Regions from separate parts of the Homo sapiens genome. Here region 2 is linked to region 1. The links are chromatin loops, found by intact Hi-C in ENCODE. Cell type or tissue: ovary. All regions are shown on one strand.

What was found. Peaks named below come from ENCODE experiments on the same cell type or tissue, not always from the same donor. Only the 100,000 strongest peaks of a DNase experiment are listed, where the experiment ranks them.
Region 2: it touches region 1 in a loop (9-fold over the local background); 22 of 110 quality-filtered maps call a loop at or near these places.

The regions. Positions count from the first base shown.
Region 1 is chr19:47,976,266-47,978,765 of GRCh38, forward strand. It overlaps BSPH1 (binder of sperm protein homolog 1), which reads right to left. Exons shown (of 6, transcript NM_001128326.2): 4 at 1,108-1,239; 5 at 445-589. The coding sequence ends at 447. Among named protein-coding and RNA genes, the nearest start is that of BSPH1, 15 kb to the right of the region's middle. In ovary, no CTCF peak of the experiment used is centred here; no DNase peak of the experiment used is centred here.
Region 2 is chr19:48,146,036-48,148,535 of GRCh38, forward strand. All of the region lies in intron 9 of LIG1 (DNA ligase 1), which reads right to left. LIG1-AS1 (LIG1 antisense RNA 1) reads left to right here. Exons shown (of 3, transcript XR_007067281.1): 2 at 1-83. Among named protein-coding and RNA genes, the nearest start is that of LIG1-AS1, 1.4 kb to the left of the region's middle. In ovary, no CTCF peak of the experiment used is centred here; no DNase peak of the experiment used is centred here.

The DNA of each region.
Region 1 (2,500 bases):
AAGTGTGTGCCACCATGCCTAGTTACATTTTTAAATTTTTTCTTTTGTAGAAACGGGGTCTTGCTATGTTGGTCCAGGCTGGTCTTGAACTCCTGGCCTCAAGCAGTCCTTCCTTTTTGGCCTCCCAAAGCGCTGGGATTATGGGCATAAGCCACCACGCCTACCCCATAGACTTAATTTTTAAAAGGGACTAATTTTACACAGTTAGCAATTAAAGTGCTGAGGCTAAACTACAGATTTCCATATTAAAACCCCATAATCCTGAATCGAAAACCTCTAGTTATTTATAGTTAGATCACCTTCAACTCACATCCCAGAAAAAAAAAAAAAACAAAAAAAAACCCTCTCTAATGAGAAAGGGTTCTCCTCTGCCAACAAAAACTCTAGGTTCTTTCCAAGGAGAATGATTAAACGTCTTCATCCCCCTCCCCTGGTAAATCTCACCATCATTCACAGTATTTCCAAATTCGGTCCTTGTTAAAATTCTTGGTCAGTGAACACCATTTTTTCCCAAATGCTTCCCCATCATCAGTACACTCCCAGTAGATCAAGCGTCTGTACCAGAAGGGAAATACACAGTTTGCAAAATCTGCAGAGGAGGAAGAGGAAGAAGCAGAGTAAGAAACCTTTCTAATTTGCACCCACCTCCACCACACCATGCACACACATGCACACATATGCACACATGTGCATGCACGTGAACAAATGTGCACACATACACATGCACACTCACACAGACATACATGTATGCACACTGGTGCGCTCACACACACACGCGCAAATACACACTTTTGCTTCCTATTCAGTATCATCTGCTCTGCCCTATTTCACCAAAGGCACATGGGAACAATATTGGTGGGGGATTCAGATCCCACATCACTTTGCTGTTCTATTAAAAAGATTCTTTTCAAAATAATGTGGTTGAAATGCTCATAACATATCTATGGTGCAATGTGATTTTTATATCGTCAGAAATCGAACATCCTTTATTTTCACAACTTAATTGGCTATGGATTCTATTTTCAGAACCCTCTTGTGTTTTGCCTCAGATCCCAGCCTCAGAGACCAAGATTACTGCTCTGAGGTATTTAGAGACAGGACACTCACCTTCTGCACTGCAAAACTTCCAGTATCCTTCGTAGGTCTTGTTTAACGAGCACCACTTGTGTCTTGCCTTGGACTTGATGCAGTCATAATATGTTCCATTTTTATAGTGGAATGGAAAGACACACTCCCCATCTAGAGAAAACAAAATTCTTCCTCTGTTTCTGGGTGTGTTAGGAGAGAGGTTATCAAGCGACTGTCTTCCTAGGCGCTGTTGCCCTTTGAAATCAGAGTCATTGGCTGTGGCTGTAGTAAATGTTATTGTGCTACTCAATAGCAGAGCTTTGGCTCTCTAATGACAAAGCTCTTTTGTTTTATATTCCTGCCCCTGCCCTACTTCTTTTCCAGGTTATAAACAGTCTCAAAATTTTGCTTAGCATTTGCCCCAGTTTCAGAAATCTCTCCTAAGCGTAGAAATATAAATGTGGGCATTTATCTACCCAACAATTCTTCCCCCCTGCCCCTGGATCTCTTATTTTTACCTCTTTCCGTCATCTCTCTTTCTCTCCCTCTCCCATGCAACTATACATGTGTGTATGTGTGTCACCTGGGTATATCTGTGTTGTATGGTTTTATATATATACTTATATATGTTATATGGTTTTGTATATATGCTGTATGGTTAATACAGGATATATATATATATATATATATATATATAGTTATAGGTGCATACACACATACAGGCACACATACATAATTTTTTGCTACCCTTCAAAATGAATCATATTTTATACTTGAGTTTCCGACTTAACACATCACAGAAATCTTCTTAAAGTGATTGTGTAGCCCTAACTTCTTCATGGTTCACTGCAGCCTTATCCTCCTGGGCTCAAGCAATCCTCCCACCTCAACCTCTGGAGTAGCTGGGACTGCAGGTGCGTGCTACCATGCCCAGTTAATTTTTAAATTTTTTGTAGAGATGAGATCTCACTATGTTGGCCAGGGTGGTCTCAAACTCCTGAGCTCAAGCATCTTCCTGCCTCGGCTTCCAAAAATGCTGGGATTACAGTCATGAGCCACTGAGTCCGGCCTTAACTTCTTTCTAATGCTGATTCATGTTCTGTGATATGGATTCAACACAATTTATTCAGTATTTCCACATTCAGATTTTTCCTACTGTAAATACAGCTGTAGTAAACATTTCACATATTTAAGTCCTTATGTATTGAAGCATTTGTTTCTATAGAATCCCCAAAGCAAGGTTGCAAGGACACAATGTATATACAATTTTAACATTGATGAATATTGCTTTGTCAAAGGAAAATGGCAATTAGTCTTTCCCACCAATTGTGCTCCTTTACCTGAATTTTCATTAGCACGAAGCATTTACACACTTTAAAAATGTTTACCTGTATTACAGAAGATTTCTGCCTTGCTTTAAAAGATCTACTGG
Region 2 (2,500 bases), 170 kb after region 1:
AGCCCGTTGCTGAGTGCCTGGCACGTGGGGAAGAGTGGGTGGAAGAACATGCTTCCTCTCATCACTGTGCCCCCATCTGAGAGGTGAGGAAATTGGAGAGTGGGAAAGTTTGCCTGTCTCTTGGAGGCAGCCATTGGAGACAGAGGGGAAGTGACCAGGCTAGGAATGGTGCAAGAAAAGCAGTCATGCCTGGCGTGGTGGCTCACGCCTGTAATCCCAGCACTTTGGGAGGCCGAGGCAGGCAGATCACTGAGGTCGGGAGTTTGAGACCAACCTGGCCAACATGGAGAAATTAAAGGGGTTTGGAATAATCCCTGCTGTTCAGCAGAAAGGACAGGTGGGTTAAAAAGTATGACGCAGTGAGTCCAAAATCTCTTTGATGTCATGCCTCTACAAATGAAACAGATAACGACAAGAAATTCTTTCAGCTTTAACATTTCATGATTAAAGTTTAAGTCTAACAAAAAAGTGTCTGTCTCTATTAAAAATACAAAAGTAGCCGGGCATGGTGGCGCATGCCTGTAATCCCAGCTACCTGGGAGGCTGAGGCAGGAGAATCACTTGAACCCGGGAGGTGGAGGTCGCGGTGAGCTGAAATCGTGCCACTGCACTCCAGCCTGGGCAGCAAGAGCAAAACTCCGTCTCAAAAGAAAGAAAAGCAGTCGTAGTATCACTTGAAATAGAAAACAGAACTTTATATACAGTAGGACACTGATTTTATTTGGAAAACATATTTATAAATACACAAACACGGACACACACTCAGGAGGCACGATATGGCAATGGGGAAGAAATAACTGCTAGGAATCAAAAACATTCCTTAGGGTCCCAGGCCTGGCCCTACCCCCACCTCCCTGTGTGACCTGGCGAGGCCCGACCTAACCTCTCTGGGCTAATCATGTCAATGTGTGTAAAATGGCTAAAGTGCTCCCTTCCTCCACAGGAATACTGCAGAGAGGACGTTAACGTGCTATTTAACCTCCTTGATAAGGTCTCAATTGGGGGTACAAAATTGATGTCAAGAATCCTCCGAACACTTTTTTGTTAGACTTAAACTGTAATCATGAAATGTTAAAGCTGAAAGAATTTCTTGTCGTTATCTGTTTCATTTGTAGAGGCGTGACATCAAAGAGATTTTGGACTCACTGCGTCATACTTTTTAACCCACCTGTCCTTTCTGCTGAACAGCAGGGATTATTCCAAACCCCTTTTCCGTTAATTTTTTTTTAGCTTTCAGGACATCAAGAATTCAAGAGGGGATGAAGTCCACGCTGCTAACACCATCACATTGTATTTGAAAACACAATCTTTAGAGGAAAAAAATAACTTCAGATGGATATATGATTATGTAAGAAATCAGGCTGGCCGTGGTGGCTCATGCATGTAATTCCAGCATTCTGGGAGGCTGAGGTGGGAGGATCACTTGAGTCCAGGAGCTCGACCTGGGCAATGTAGTAGGACCCCATCTCTACAAAAAGTAAACAAAAATTAGCCCGGCATGGTGGTACATGCCTGTAGTTCCAGCTACTTGAGAGGCTGAGGTGGGAGGATCCCGAGCCCAGGAGCACCACTGCACTCCAGCCTGGGTAACAGAGCAAGACCCTGTCTTTAAAAAAAAAAACAAGAAACAAAAAACAAAAAACCCAAAAAACCTAAGTTCTATAAAGAGGAATTTTTGTCTGATTTGTTTCCTACCAGATCTCAGGCACCTAAAATCCAGTAGCTAACACGTAATCAGTCCTTTGTAAATACTTACTGAGTAAATAAATGAGTCCATGATTGACTAGTGAAAAAAAAAAATCTGAAAGTGCTCATTTAAATTTCTTTCATGGCAGATTTCCTGGGCTTCCTAGGGGCCAGCCCCAGTGCTGGGAGCTAGGCAAGAAGACTAAGAAGGCTGGGACCTCCCACAGCCCTGGCTCTGTGGGAAGGAGCTTATGTCTGGTTAGGGAGGCTCTTTACCATGTGACAAGACATAAAAGACAGTCTGACTCAAGTGCTGGGGACACGCACCTCCTCTCACACATGAAGGGAGAGGCACCCGGCTTCCCTAAGCAGGTGCAATAGGAGTTGGGGCCTGAGGGAAGCCTGCTGGGCAGGGTGGGTTAGGGACAGTGTTGTAGGCCGGGGTCAAGCATGTTCAGAAGCAGGGAGGAGGCTGGGTGTGGTGGCTCACGCCTGTAATCCCAGCACTTTGAGAGGCTGAGGCGGCCAGAACACCTGAGATTAGGAGTTCGAGACCAGCCTGGCCAACATGGTGAAACCCGGTCTCTACTAAAAATACAAAAATTAGCCAGGCTTGGTGGCGAGGCACCTGTAATTCTGGCTACTTGGGATGTGGAGGCAGAAGAATCGCTTGAACCTGGGAAGTTGAAGGTGCAATGAGCTGAGATCGTGCCACTGCACTCCAGCCTGGGCAACAGAGTGAGATTCCATCTCAAAAAAAAAAAAAAAAAGCAGGGAGGAATGACAGCACGTGGGGACATGGTGTGCAGAGGGA